Linked DNA regions of Homo sapiens: region 2 is linked to region 1. The links are chromatin loops, found by intact Hi-C in ENCODE. Cell type or tissue: K562. All regions are shown on one strand.

What was found. Peaks named below come from ENCODE experiments on the same cell type or tissue, not always from the same donor. Only the 100,000 strongest peaks of a DNase experiment are listed, where the experiment ranks them.
Region 2: a loop joins it to region 1, with 2.7 times the contacts of the local background. A loop is called at or near these places in 1 of 110 quality-filtered maps.

What each region holds. Positions count from the first base shown.
Region 1 is chr6:11,927,828-11,935,827 of GRCh38, forward strand. LOC107986570 (a long non-coding RNA gene) reads left to right here and starts at 6,203. Exons shown (of 4, transcript XR_001743976.2): 1 at 6,203-6,564. RefSeq lists a silencer at 7,802-8,000. In K562, no CTCF peak of the experiment used is centred here; DNase peaks (open chromatin) are centred at 2,629, 3,614 and 4,004; H3K4me3 peaks cover 490 bases.
Region 2 is chr6:11,829,409-11,837,408 of GRCh38, forward strand. No RefSeq gene overlaps it. Among named protein-coding and RNA genes, the nearest start is that of ADTRP, 55 kb to the left of the region's middle. RefSeq lists silencers at 4,424-4,653, 4,501-4,691 and an enhancer at 4,914-5,213. In K562, no CTCF peak of the experiment used is centred here; a DNase peak (open chromatin) is centred at 4,933; H3K4me3 peaks cover 488 bases.

The DNA of each region.
Region 1 (8,000 bases):
TCGCAGGTCCTGAAAGCTAGCCCACCGTGAGGCCAGGAGGAGGTGTTTTAGAAGAGAATAAAAAACTAGGATCAGGCACTGATACGGGATGAAAAAGACGAACAGAGACTAATGATGAAATAGAATAAGGGCAGAGGAGAAGTGTGTTGAGTGTGTGGGCAGAAGCACTAGGAAGGGCAGGATTGTAGAGGCACATATGGTGTACAGGGGTCCTGACACAGCCGTGGCAAGGAGATGCTCAGAGCTTCTGTGGCCAGGACACGATCGTTGCCTAAAGAGAACAGCTGCGAGGGACATTGTTGACGGAGAGGGACAGAGCGGTCCTGCAGCTCTTTGGGATAGGGAAGTAATTCCTTCACTGGGGCAGTTCTTTGTACCTATGGGAAGTTCCGAGGTCAGTATTCTTGTTTAAGAATATATTGAGGTTATTGAGATTCCATATTATTACGGAAATAATAGTTGTGACATTTAGTACTTCTGTTAAAATAATAATCAAGTCTACATATAATAATATTTAAAAAGGTTTTATATGTACAAGTAAATTTTTTTAATCAAAGGAATTTTCTTCAAATTGGACTTTAAAATAAAAATGGAGAAATATGGGCATTAACTGCAAAGATATGAAGGACTAAAATTTCAAAATCTAAAAAAAAATCTTAATTTCACTTAATATTCTAGAATACACACATTCTGATCAGTTTCTGTCTACAAGAAAGTGGAATAGCTCTTGTTTTTTGTTTTTTTTTTAAATGGCGTGAGCCCGGGAGGCGGAGCTTGCAGCCAGCCGAGATCGAGCCACTGCACCCCAGCCTGGGATTAGTTTTTAAATGTTGATACAGGTATAATAAAAAGATCGGCTTTTTATTACAGTTCTGTAACTGCAGAATGGTTGATGGAACCTGCATGTCCATCACAATCAAGATGTGTTTTCTACTGGCTTTGATTGGGGGATAGCTGTGCGCAAAGCAGAGGCCCAGGCCCTGTAGACATCACAAGAGAAGACACACTTCTGACATGCACTTAATACCACAGTTCCCATTAAACCAGCGCACTGAACATAAAACAACCTGACCCAGAGTAACATTTTATTTTATTTTATTTTATTTTATTTTATTGAGTTACAGAGTCTCACTCTGTCACCCAGTTTGGAGTGCAGTGGTACAATCATAGCTCACTGCAGCCCTGATCTCCTGGGCTCAAGCGACCCTCCTGTAGCTGGGAGTACAGGTGCCTGCTACCATGCCTGGCTAATTTTAAATTTTGTTTTATTTTATTTTATTTTGTAAAATGGGGTCTCTCTATTTTGCCAGGGCTGGTCTTGAACTCCTGGGTTTTCCTCTCACCTTAGCTTGTAAAGTGCTGGATTACAGGTGTGAGCCACCACGCCCCGTCCTTTTTTTTAATTGGAAAGATAATTACAACAAATAACTATATACACGCATATAGAGAGAAGAGACGAGTTATCCATAAAGGCAGAATAAATAGGTTTGCCATTGGCATGTTCCTAAGACATTAATAGAGTAAGCTATATTTTCCCTAGACTGTTTATACTTGTGTCATAAACACGTATGTGTCACAATACTGTGAACCACTGCATCACACCCTCCAACACACTCACACACACACACACACATACACACACAGAGAGAGAGAGAGAGGGAGAGAGAGGGAGACAGAGAGAGAATGAGTCTGTTCTCATATAGTTGTTATATTAGCCACAAGGTTAATGATAGACTTCCATGATCGCATTATTCTTAATCTTCAGTGGACTGGGTAAGGGATATCCCTCCACTTCTGACATTTATTTGGCAAACAAAATCCAGCTGCTGTTCCATGATGCACCATTCCAGCGACTCGTCAAAACTCATCTCCAGAGCGAATTATGCCCCCAAGGAGTCGAGTGAGTCACACCTTCCTTCATCATTTATTATCAGCTCCTAGATTCCTTATTTAATTCCCAGAAAGTCCAGGCTTTTTGAAATAGAATGTTGCCTTGAAATAATCAATATGAGATTAAATTCAACTCATGAAGATTGTTCAACACAGAGACATTTGCAAAAGACGATGATTTTCACGTGGCCGGGTGTGGTGGCTCACGCGTGTAATCCCAGCACTTTGGGAGGCCAAGGCAGCGGATCACTTGAGGTCAGGAGTTCCAGACCAGCCTGGCCAACATGGAGAAACCCTGTCTCTACTAAGAATACAAAATAGCCAGGCATGGTGGCACATGCCTGCAATCCCAGCTACTTGGGAGGCTGAGGCAGGAGAATTGCTTAAACCCTGGAGGCAGAGGTTGCAGTGAGCCAGGATCGTGCCACTGCACTCTAGCCTGGGTGACAGAGAGAGACTCCATCTCCAAAAAAAAAAGAAAATGATTTTCACACAGCTGGAACATGTTTTTTTAAGAACATTCATAAAAGTAGTATCAAGAACTACTATTAGTAAGCTGTGTTCACAAAGAAAAATATTCCGCTATATCTGCACCTAAAGTCCTGTCCATACAAGATCCAAAAAACAAGACAGGAAGGGGAGGATGAGCTATCCAGTGGTTCTCAAATTGTGGGTGCCAAGATCCCCATAACATTTTCAGAGGCTCCTCAAGGTCAAAACTGTTTGATAAGAATGTCAATATGTTACTCTGCATTGTAAGTATCATTGTCCCACGAGTGTGTAGGGTGTAGTAAACATGAACTGTGACATCACAACCAGCTCAACTGACTGAATACAGAAACAGATATGAGAATCAAGCTCTCTTCTCTTAAGCCAGATATTAAAGAGATTGGTAAAAATGTAAAACAATGCCATTCTTCTTCCTCATTATTGTTGTTTGGGAAAATAAAATTGTTTTGCATAAAAATATGTCATCTACATTAAAATAATGGTTTATTACTGTTATTTTAAATGAATTAAATAATAATTGAAAAGATTTCTCAGCTTTAGGCTGGGCACGGTGGCTAATGTCTATAATCCCAGCACTTCGGGAGACCGAGGCAGGTGGATCACCTGAGGTCAGAAGTTCGAGACCAGCCTGGCCAACATGGTGAAATCCTGTCTCTGCTAAAAATACAAAAATTAGCTGGGTGTGGTGGCGGATGCCTGTAATTCCAGCAACTTGGGAGGCTGAGGCAGGAGAATTCTCGAACCCAGGAGGCAGAGGTTGCAGTGAGTTGAGATCATGCACTCCAGCCTAGGAGACAGAGTGAGACTCTGTCTCAAAAAAAAAAAAGGAAGGAAGGAAGGAAAGGAGGGAGGGAGAGAGAGAAGGAAGGAAGGAAGGAAGGAAGGAAGGAAGAAAATATTTCTTAGTTTTAATTTCGAATACAATAAATATTGATAGAAACAGCCTGCATATAACAAAGCTCTCGGGGGTCGTCAATTATTTTTAAGAATGTAGGTTTCCTGAGACCAAAAAGCCTGAGGATGGCTGAACTCTACAAATGGCTGAGTACATTTACTGTCAATTTGGAAGCATTCTCTCCTAAAAAATAGTGTTTCAAAAAAATGTTTTCTGTGACTCAGAGGGGAGTTTTCCATAGAGAAGCTTCTTGCCTGGCTATCAGTTGGCTGCACCTGAGCTAGTTTCCATCTGACCTTATCTCTAACATCCTCTATAGCTCCCTTCAGGCAAACAAAGTAGAAGGACTTGGTGGGGGCTCGGACCCAACAGCATATTATTCTTGGAAAAGACTTGCTCTGGGTCCTGGGCCTCCTCAAAGCTTAATCAGTTTAAGCCAGTGCTTCCAAAGAGGCCCACCTTCTCCACCTGCCTGTCTAAAATTCATCATATTTGAGCTTTTCTTGGACTACAAGCGGCCATTTGAAAATAAGTATCTTCTGATTGCATCGGAATTACCTGGGAGGTTTTTTAAATATGAAGGTTCCCAGGCCTCATACTAGACCTAAAGAATCAATAGCACAGAGCTGAAAGGAGCATGTCTGCTCTCTGTGACAAGCTCCCTCCATGACGCGTGATGCACACTGTCCCCAGAAGGCACAGTCTGTGCCTGGAGATCAAAGGAAGCTCGAGACCGGGGCAGCCCCCAGCACCTACCAGTGAAGTCAGGCCTCGGAGGGGGCCCAAGCATACAGGAGCCGGTGCAAGGAGAGGTGGGCCAGGTGCTCCAGGGCCTTGGAGAGTCTTTTCATTGGGAATAGTGACTAATAGAAGGTAAGAGGAAGAAAAGGGAGACCAAAACGGAAGAAATACCAGGTTAAGAAGGAGGTTCCAGACATGAGGGCCCAGGAGGGCTAAACTTTGAACATTTCACACCCCCAGTTTTGTTTAGAGCCAGCTCCAAGCCTTGATTTAGTGAAGACTCAATTTAGACTCTGAATTCAGTCCAAAAGGCCAGCTCTGATGAAGACTCCCCGGAAACATAAGCAGAGAAAAAAATAGATTTTTTTAAATTTTTTTTTAAATTTTGTGGGTACATAGTAGGTATATATATTTATGGGGTACATGAGATGCTTTGATACAACCATGCAATGTGAAATAAGCAGATCCAATTACATTCTTTAATAAACAATTATTATTGACTCTAGTCATCCTATTGTACTATCAAATAGTAGGTTTTATTTGTTCTTTTTTTTTTTTTTTTTTCATATGTGCCCATTAACCATCCCCACCTCCCGGCTACAGAGAAAATTTTAAAACCAGAAAGAGTGATCCTATAAATATGATCTAGAATGATTACATAAATAAGCATGAAAGTGGTCATGGAAAAAGTTAGAAGATCCAAAGTCAACCACATTTTCACCTACAAAGTATGTTTGGAGGAAGAAATTCTGTGTCTGCATGTTCTCCTGGCCAGGTGGTACAGGAAGCAGGGAGCCAGAGGGAGAAGGTTCTAGGCTCTAGGCCTGGCCATTCTGCCATTACCTATTGTGGGGTATCTTATAAAACAAACAAACAAACAAAAAACCTCATCCAGAAATAGCCTAAGAGTATGTATGCTTTACTCACTTTCTTTGCTGTTGGTGCCATGGATTAGTCAATGATGCTTTAATGCAAAATGGTGAGAGGTGACAGCGTGCTGGTAGTCCTCACAGCCCTTGCTCGCTCTCGGCGCCTCCTCTGCCTGGGCTCCCACTTTGGCGGCACTTGAGGAGCCCTTCAGCCCACCGCTGCACTGTGGGAGCCCCTTTCTGGGCTGGCCAAGGCCGGAGCCGGCTGGCTCCCTCAGCTTGCAGGGAGGTGTGTACCGAGAGGCGCGAGCGGGAACCCGGAGAGGAGCGAGCCAGAGAGGCGCGAGCGAGAGAGGCACGAGCGGGAACCCGGGCTGCGCGCCGCGCTTGCGGGCCAGCTGGAGTTCCGGGTGGGCGTGGTCTTGGCGGGCCCCACACTCGGAGCAGCCGGCCAGCCCTGCCGGCCCCGGGCATTGAGGGGCTTAGCACCTGGGCCAGCGGCTGCAGAGGGTGTACTGGGTCCCCCAGCAGTGTCAGCCCACCGGCACTGCGCTCGATTTCTCGCCGGGCCTTAGCTGCCTCCCCACGGGGCGGGGCTCGGGACCTGCAGTCCGCCATGCCTGAGCCTCCCACCCCCTCCGTGGGCTCTTGTGCGGCCCGAGCCTCCCCGATGAGCGCTGCCCCCTCCTCCAGGACGCCCAGTCCTCTTGACCACCCAAGGGCTGAGGAGTGCGGGCGCACAGCGTGGGACTGGCAGGCAGCTCCACCTGCAGCCCCGGTGCGGGATCCACTGGTGAAGCCAGCTGGGCTCCTGAGTCTGGTGGGGACGTGGAGAACCTTTATGGGTAGCTCAGGGATTGTAAATACACCAATCAGCACCCTGTGTCTAGCTCAGGGTTTGTGAATGCACCAATGGACACTGTATCTAGCTACTCTGGTGGGACCTTGGAGAACCTTTATGCCTAGCTCAGGGATTGTAAATACACCAATAGGCAGTCTGTATCTAGCTCAAGGTTTGTAAACACACCAATCAGCACCCTGTGTCTAGCTCAGGGTTTGTGAATGCACCAATCGACACTCTGTATCTAGCTACTCTGGTGGGGCCTTGGAGAACCTTTGTGTCCACACTCTGTATCTAGTTAATCTAGTGGCCACGTGGAGAATCTTTGTGTCTAGCTCAGGGATTGTAAATGCACCAATCAGCACCCTGTCAAAACAGACCACTCGGCTCTACCAATCAGCAGGATGTGGGTGGTGCCAGATAAGAGAATAAAAGCAGGCTGCCCCAGCCAGCAGTGGCAACCCGCTGAGGTCAAGCTTCGTTTTTTTTGCTTTTTACAATAAGTGTTGCTACTGCTCAGTCTTTGAGTCCACGCTACTTTTATGAGCTGTAACACTCACTACAAAGGTCTGCAGCTTCACTCTTGAAGCCAGCGAGACCACTGAGCTCACCGGGAGGAACAAACAACTCCGGACGCACTGTCTTAAGAGCTATAACACCGCCAAGGTCTGCATCTTCACTTCTGAGCCAGCGAGACCACGAACCCACCAGAAGGAAGAAACTCGGAACACATCTGAATATCAGAAGGAACAGACTCCAGACGCGCCACCTCAAGAGCTGTAACACTCACGGCGAGGGTCCGCGGCTTCATTCTTGAGGTCAGTGAGACCGAGAACCGACCAATTCCGGACACAATAGTTTAAAACAAGCAGGTTCTATATGCAAACCCTTCACCAATTTTTCAATTGCCCTTTAATTGCAAATTGTTTTCAAAGAAGGCTTTAACCTGGTGGCTCTTTCATTGGTTCCTTCTGTTCCTGAGCATCCTGTGAACATGTAGACCGTTCACATATTCATTTTTAAGCTAAAAATATTGAATTTCAGGAAAGGCCTAGCGAATTTGGGAAAATGTAAGTAAGGTAGAATCCAGTTTATGGGATAATTTTTGGATGCGAGAATACTTTTAAACCTTCACTTATGATTGTTATTGCACAAACGAGATTGGTCTGCCCTAGCAAGTCTCACCGAGGTTTTGCAACATATTTACAAGTACAAATCTGTGTGGCAAAGAGTACTTTTTGTACTATGGGCAGCTTTGATAACAAGCGGAGGTAGGAGGAACTCAATTTAGCCCTATCTGTAGTGCCTTCACAAAGAAAGCTCTTGCTCTTTGCCTTAACCTTCCCCACGTTCAATATAAGATAGAAAAAGGAAAGAAAGATTTACCTTGTACAGGCCTTTCAGAAGATAGACTGCGGAATTACAGAATGCCTAATGAGAAGCACAATTCTTTTCTCAGTGGTTTGTTGCTAAGAAGGATCCATTGTTCATTTTGTTGGAAGATATGAGATGCTTTTGACTACATCAGATCTATTTAATACATGACCTTTTCAGTGATTTCAGCAGTAGATACTCCTAAAGCATTATGAGACATCTTCCATAAACATTTTTTCTCCCCAAATCAGTTTTTAGAGTACTTTATGTATCTGTTACGACATCCCTAGTTTCATAAAAGTATATAATATCAGTGATCCAGCTGGTTAGAACCATCAGTACTTCACTTTTGATGAATTATTTTTTAGTCCCTTTCTATTCTTTTTATCCCCCACCTCAAAGGAACTTTCACATGATAGGTACTCAGCAGATGAAGGAATGCCCTGTATGGTAGCGTAGTTGAACATGACATGTCAATGAAGTATTTAAGATGATTCAGAGAGGTCTCTCTGGATGACATGCTCAAGGTAGGTGAGGTCCTTGGTATAACGGAGATCTCAACCTGTATCTAATGTGGTGAAGGGTAACACGGGACCATGGAGAGGGTAACACGGGACCATGGAGAGGGTAACACGGGACCATGGAGAGGGTAACATGGGACCGTGAGGCACCAAGAGGCAGACTGCACTCCATGACCCTGCTGCCTGTTGACATGCTGGGACAGGGAGGACCTAAAAACTCCATGTTCTCGGCTGGGCACGGTGGCTCACAGCTGTAATCCCAGCACTCTGGGAGGCCGAGGTGGGCAGATCACCTGAGGTCAGGAGCTCGAGACCAGCCTGGCCAACATGGTGAAATTCCCTCTCTACTAAAAATACAA
Region 2 (8,000 bases), 98 kb before region 1:
TCATTCGTTAATTGAGTCAACAAATATTCCTTGAGCATCTGTTATGGACCAGGCATTGTGCAACGCACTGTCTTCCCACCAATCAAACATAGAAACCCGATAAGTTGGGATATAAAACAATGGCATCTCTTCAAAGGAAAGCCCTCAGGTGGGCAGAAGGTATTCTCAGTCTACTAACTCAGAGTGATTAAACTGTTGATCACCTCTGTAACAAATCCAAGTTGCAGAGAGGTTAACTGATTTGTCAAAGATAACCAGCTACTTTAGTATGTGCAAATGAAGTAAATAATTTTCTGATTTTTATTCTCTGGTTTAACTACTAGATAGATTTTCCATGGTATTTCTCTAATAAATTATTTGTCTACATACTTACGGTAAGGGCACATTTTGACTTTTTTTCATTTTTTAAGAATTTTGACTGATAGTAAACTCACATACACACTCAAAAGTGAATATTTAGTCTGACTTGAGTGTTGTGAATAAGCAAATATCTTCTATTCCAAATTAATGTGGTCAGGAAGAGAGAAGAAAAATCAACGAACTTTAGCAAACTTACAGAATAGTAAACTCCCAAGAGTCCTCAGTCTTGTTAAGGTGAAAAGAAAACGTGAGCCACCATTTAACCATGTTATCACATTAGGGATCAACCATGCATCCAAGCCAAGTTACACCAAGTACAGTGTTAGCCAAGAAACGCTAGCCTTAGCAGAAAGCACTGGGCAATTCTAACACCACTGATGTCTGCAGAAGTGCTTTCAGGAGCTCCATTCAGCAACAGGCTTAAAGGGAATAATTAAAGATTAGGCCTAAGGCTGGGTGAATGCTACTGCCTTTACCAGCTGCCCTTCAGGGCTGACCTTGGAGCTGAAGCACCTGACAGCTGTGAACCAACGTCAGCAGTTGTGGAAACAAGATACCGCAGTTTCTTTACCCCTACCCCAACAGCTCATGCAATTTGCTCAGTTGAAATCTATTTCCTGAATGCCTACTCTGCAGCAGGCATTGGACTGCCTGCTAGGAATACCGTTCTGGACAAGACAGACAACACACTGTCCTTGTATCATCCAGTAGAATCCATGGTATAGGAGTGTGAGTTAGTGATCCAGATATTTCATTCAATTGACTTTTTAATTATATGGAATTGAGCATCCTTTTGCTCTGGTCCCACTAGAGATCTCTTGTCCTGGAAGATGCAAGGAACAAGGACCTCTTCTTCATGGAGGTCCTTGACTGGAGATGTGCCTGCCTACCCAGCGCCTACATGTGGCAGAATGTCACAGAGGGATGTGGTCAGAGTCCCCAGAGCCTTCTTTGGATTTGCAGTGCCTACATGACTCTCACAGCGCTACTAGGAGCTGTTAAATGCATGCAGCCGATCTGGCAGTGGTAGTTACATTTTACCCACCTTTGATGCTCAGTCCCTCCTTGGGAGCTCTCCTCTTCTGCAAGTGACTCCTGCAGAAACCCAACAACATATGTGTCTGTGTCTGGAAGAAACATTAGGAAGAACAAGACCAGGAACATGGTGCTCAGTTCCATGATATATATTTTCATGAGATTCTTAGTTGGCTGCGTCATAAATGTTCAAACTAAACTAACATAAATTACTCTTATTGCTTCATGAATCTTGATCTTTATAAAGGAAGAGGCTTATTTATAAAGAAAAGAGGCTTATTTGGCTCACAGTTCCGCAGGCTGTACAAGGAGCATGGCACCAGCATCTGCTTCTGGTGAGGGCTGCCGGGAGCTTCCACTCACAGAAGGCGAAGGAGAGTAGGCATCACACAGCAAGAGGAAGAGAGCAAGAGAGAGGAGTACCAGGTTCTTTAGATAACCAAGGAATAGATCTACTTAAACTAGTTGAAGCAAAGCAGCATCAAAACTTCTGCCCAAAGAATGACTATCATTGTTAAATACTGAAACAGGAAAGATTCCCTTGTCCGACTAGCAGGGTATACGACAGGGGAGTGGCTGGCGTCTTCAGCGCCCCGCTGCTCAAATCTCTAGGGGACCACACAGACGGGCAGGCTGTGGGGCTCCGACCCCACGGCCTGTGTCTAGGGGTGAATGTTTACAGCTCCTGAAGCCCCAGTGGGAGTATGTTGCAGGGTGCTCTTTTAGTTTGCCGTCCACAGGCAGCTTGTGTTAGGTCAATTAGACCCTCTACCTTGTCGCAAGGACAGAGGAATTTCTGTATCCTGAGGTTTCTAGCCTTAGTGGACTGGAAGAATCGGATCACACGTGGGCTTGAAGAATGGAGTGAGTGCACAGGTTTTATCGGGGAGTTCTCAGCAGATGGGGGAGCCAGAAGGGAGATGGTTTTCCCCTGGAGTCCGCCACCGGCCCTGGCTCTCCTCAGACTGCCCCGGCAAACTCCACGTCGTTCTGCTGGTCAGTGGCCTATCGGCACGCCAGAGCTGGGGCCAGTGCGTTCCTCCGCCGCGATGTGCTCTTTTGGACCTCCAGCTGCTTCTGTCTCTGTCTTGCTAGGGTCTCGGGTGTTTATAGGCCCAGGATGGGGGCGTGGCAGGTCAGTGTGGTCTTGGAAAATGCAACATTTGGGCGCGAAGGCAGAAGTGCCTGTCCTCACCTAGGTCTGTGGGGGTGGAGCCCTAGCCAGGGGCCACGCCCTTCCTCTACCCAGCACTTCTCTTCCCCCACTTCCCTGTCATTTATAGCGACCACACTCTTCTCTTCCCAGCACTTCCGTATCAATATTACTTAAAGCTAGCTTTGAAAATTAGTTGTTTGTTCCTAGAAAGGGTGAAGGACACCAGCTCAGAAGTATTCCTGTTGAGGACATGTGAGATGTCGATGTCAGTTAATCTGTTCCACTGACCCTCAGATAGCCAGACAATTATCAGAAAATTCTTCCTTTTCACTGGTAGTAGGAAAAACACTTCCATGAACACAACTCTCTTCTTATAAAATCAGATGATTATTTGGATATGCTTAGTATCTTTTAAAACCATAGGTTAATATACAGCATAGAAGAAAAGCAATTTAAGAAAAGGGGGGCTCTGAAACTCCAAAGCCCTTAAGACCTTCTTGAAATCCATGGAAGAAAACAAAGGTGATGTTGAATGTATTTCATATTTGGAAATCAAATAATAAGTAAGGGTTCCCACTAAGGTCTGCTATATTGATAATCACTTAGACTTTTTGTGAGCTAAATCTTCTGTGGTTGCTACAGCAAACATTTATTGAATACCTTCTAAGTATGAGACTCAGTACTAGGATGTTTTAAAGATTATACAATTCTTATTTAAGATGTGATATATAGTGATTAAATCTCATTCACAAAAGTAGGGTTTTAGTTGTGCTTGAGCTTATATGTAAAGGTATGTACATATACATGTATGCGGTTTGTTCTTCCTATTTGCAAATGCCCATATTGGGAGAAAATGCCAGTGCCAGTCAAAGCCAACTGAATTGTTGTGCATTGACACATACTGAGAAAAAAAGGGCACAGCAACAAAAATGTTCTAGTCCCAATCAAGCGATAAACAAAATAAACAAAAGATATTCAAATCAACTTTAAAGAACCTGTTTTTGCTGAGTTTTGGAAGAAACATTAAGACAGTGGCTCAAGTTCCCACTTGAACATGAGTGTTTGTTGTTATTTTTAATGCTAGTTTTAAGGTTGAATTCATTAATGTCATGGTTTTGAATAACTTGAATTTTATTTACCTCTGGGCAGGTGAGCCTCCCTACAAATGACCATGATGTAGAAAACACTTGCACACATAGACATATGTGTCACATGGATGTATAGTACACTTCTTAGGTCAAGTTTTTTTTTTTTTTTTTGAGACGGAGTCTTGCTCTGTCACCAGGCTGGAGTGCAGTGGCACAATCTTGACTCACTGCAACCTCTGCCTCCCAGGTTCAAGCGATTCTCCTGCCTCAGCCTCCCGAGTAGCTGGGACTGTAGGTGTGTGCCACCACACCTGTCTAATTTTTGTATTTTTGGTAGAGACAGGGTTTCACCATGTCGGCCAGGATGGTCTCAATCTCTTGACCTCATGATCTGCCTGCCTCAGCCTCCCAAAGTACTGGGATTACAGGCATGAGCCACTGCGCCCAGCCAAGATTTTTTCAGTTCGCATGAGAGGGAGGCCTTTGGGGAGACAGGTGGATACTGAGCTCTTCTTGGTAACAGGAAAGCCATTAGAATAGGAAGCAGTGAATCAGGTGAAGAATCAGAGTGAGGAAGGAGCCAGTGAAGCTGCAGTGGGTCAGAAGCATAGTCACAGGGAGGTTGGGCGTTATCTCAGTGCATTTGCTATAAAGGAACACCTGAGGAATGGGTCATTTATAAAGAAAAGAGGCTTAGTTGGCTCACAGTTCTGCAGGCTGTACAAAAAGCAAGGTGGCAACATCTGCTTCTGGTGAGGGCTGCAGGGAGCTTCCATTCACAACAGAAGATGAAGGAGAGCAGGCATCACTTAGCAAGAGGAAGGGAGCAAGAGAGAGAGGGGAGAGGTACCAGGCCCTTTCAAACAACCAACTCTCAGGTAAGCAAATAGAGCAAAAACTCCTGCATTACCACAAGTGGATACCAAGCCATTCATGAGGGATCCGCCCCCGTGACCCAAACACCTCTCACCAGGCCCCACCTCCAACAAGGGATCAAATTTCAACACGAGATTTGGAGGAGACAAATATTCAAAGTAATCAGGAACTCTGGCAGAACTTCAAATGCCGAGAGTGGAATTTTGAGGTTAAAATTAATGGCCATGATAGTTACTAGAAGCTTTTGAAATATGAGTGGGTTTAATTATTTGACTGAGTTGATGTCAATAGCCTGAGATAGTAACAATGATGATTGTGTGCTGTTGCTGTTCTTCAGCCCTTCGCACTAAGGAAAGTTCTTCGAAGCCCACAGCCAGCTTGCAGGTGGAGAGGGCAGATAAAAAGAAAATGGTCATGAACATAAGCATGATTCTGCCGTTTTCTATGGCTCTGGACAGACCAGTTGCCTGAGATACCTCCAAAATTCATTTAGAAAGATGTGACAAGAAGGTTTCAGTGTTAGAACGTTGACGTCTAAGTTATTTATGGCAGAGTCCCAGCTGCCGCCAGAATTCCCCTTCTTAAAATAACCAACAGGTGGGTGACCTGGTCTTGAAGAACATTGTATCAGAGTATGCATGGGATACAATACTGCCTTCTTTCTTTTCTTGCTTAGGTAGTACTACCTTTAGCTAGTAATAAGACCCCTTGAATTTTGGAATTCAGGTATCAGAAAAAAGCTGCTAGCTCAGTGCCTTTTATATACACATAGGTATTTAATACATGTTTTTGCTTATCGATTGGTAAAAACTCCTAAAGATAGGTGCATGCTTGTGTGTGTGTAATGATTTTTAGAGATTATGGGTTTGGAACTGTCTTTGTTCTATTTAGATCAATATGATCATCCATTTATCTTGCTCTTCTTGTTTTTTATTGACTTTTTTCCTGTAATGTATGTACCAAAAGTATTTGCTGTTGCATCTTCTTAAGAGAATGCAAACATGACCGTGTTTCCTTTCTCTCAGAAAAAATGACAATTCATTTTCCAGAAATCATTTAAATTAAAATTGATGTTCTTTGGACATTAAAAAAAGGGGTGGGGCAGCATGAATTTTTTTCTTCTTGTAGTTTGACTGCTCACTGGCAAGAGGAGAAAGCCAGTCCTGAAGCCTGGGGTTGCTAGACTGGCCACCTTTCCCTCCTGTCTTTCAGCATGCCCTTTTAAGAGCAGGAAACATGAAAGGGTTTGGCTCAGACCCCAATTCCACTAAAGGCGTTATCCAATTGGCACTGAGGTCTGTCTCTGGCCTTGGTGGCTTCCCTGATGGCTGTAGCATTTGTTCCACAGCAATGACATTCAAATCCCGAGAGATGCATGAAAACACAAAAATAATGTGTGGTGAGGAAACAAGTCTCCTAACTGGTTCTTCAACAATCCTCCTTTGTGTCAAACCCAGATTGCATTTGGTTGGATGCAGGGACAATGCTAGGCCATGAAGAAAACAGAGATCAAAGGAGATGGGATTTCCAGAGGCTAGGAACAGAGGCCCTCCAAGCAAGAGAGGCACTCACAAAGTCAGTGAAGCTGTGGTGGTAATCTTGGTTGTAGGTGAGGAACCAGAACAGACCCCAAGAGTGGCAAGGGTCATTCTGGAAATGTACAGCTTAAAGAACACAGCTAAAATCTAGGGTAGATAGCAAGGTGAAACAGAGAGCCCATGAGCCTTGGAATCAGAAAATCAGAATTCTGGTCTTAGTCTGTCTCCAAGCAACTGTGAGTTCTTGGCCAGATAGTTTATCCCATCTGAGCCTCAATTTCCTCGTCTCTGAAGTGTAGGGTTTGGATTAAATGACCTCTTAAGTGCCTTTAATTTTTTATAATTATATGCCTGAGAGAAGTTGTCATTGTAATTTGGCCCTATTGGGGTTATGTTTTTTAAAGCTTGATAACAAGGAAAGTTTGCATGACAAAGTATACTTATCTGATTTAGAATTATTATTTCCTTTAATGTTTTCACATTACCCCCTTGGCGAGGTTCATTAAATTTGCCATGTGCAATGGATCTAAGGATTCTGATCCTGATACAATAAGATGTCTATTGAGCATCTCAGGTTGGTTATCAGCCCATTCTTCATTGCCTGTGGGTGACAACACAGAACACATGTTTATCATTCATCTGACCAGGATCCTTGCATCAGATTTTCAAGAAAGTTACAGGAGCAGCCATGGTCAGTGATAAAGAAATTGTTTCACTGAAAAATAGATAGGCAATGAGACATCCTTTGGACAGAACCAAGCAAAACTGGATTTTTGGACCTTAGATTTAGAATATAATCCCTCAGCTTGAAAGGGTTAATATAGGCCTTAGAAAGCATGTTGATATACATTTTTAAATTGATAAAGACCACCAAATTCTCCTCTTCTGGAGGAAGGTGAAGCTCAGAAAAGTTGAGTGAATTCTCCAGAGAAATATAGCTGGTTAAGGCAGGACTGAGGCTCAGTCTAGGTTATTCCACTCTCTATTCAACACTTTCTCTCTTTTCCCCATCAGTTTTTTTTTTTGTTTGTTTGTTTGTTTTTTGATGGAGTCTCACTATGTCACCCAGGCTGGAGTGCAGTGGCACAATTTCAGCTCACTGCAACCCCTGCCTCCCAGGTTCAAGTGATTCTCCAGCCTCAGCCTCCCAAGTAGCTGGGACTACAGGCTCTCTCCACCACGCCAGGCTAATTTTTTGTATTTTTAGTACAGATGGGGTTGCACCATGTTGGTCAGGCTGGTCTCAAACTCCTGACCTCAAGTGATCCACTCACCTCGGCCTCCCAAAGTGCTGGAATTACAGGCGCAAGGCACTGTGCCTGGTCCCCCATCAGTTTCTTCTTAACTGAACCAGCCATATTGGAATATTGGAAGCTGGAAGACATCAGTCTCCTAAGTGGTGGCATCAAAACCTGCACAGCTGAGGGGACCTGGGCAAAATGGTCAAATAGGAACAGCTCTGGTCTGAAGCTCCCAGCAAGATTAATACAGAAGGCAGGTGATTTCTGCATTTCCAACTGAGGTACCTGGTTCATCTCATTGGGACTTGTTAGACAGTGGGTGCAGCCCATGGAGGGCAAGCCAAAGGGGGGTGGGGTGTTACCTCACCCAGGAAGTGCAAGGGGTTGGGGAACTCCCTCCCCTAGCCAGGGGAAACCATGAGGGCCTGTGCTGTGAGGAATGGTGCATTTGAGCCCAGATACTATGCTTTTCCCATGGTCTTCATAACCCACAGATCAGGAGATTCCCCTGGGTGCCTGCACCACCAGGGTCCTGCGTTTCAAGCACAAAACTGGGCAGCTGTTTGGGTGGACACTGAGCTAGCTGCATGAATTTTTTTCATACCTCAGTGGTCCCTGCAACACCAGCAAGACAGAACTGTTCACTCCCCTGGAAAGGGGGCTGAAACCAGGGAGCCAAGTGGTCTAGCTCAGCAGATCCCACGCT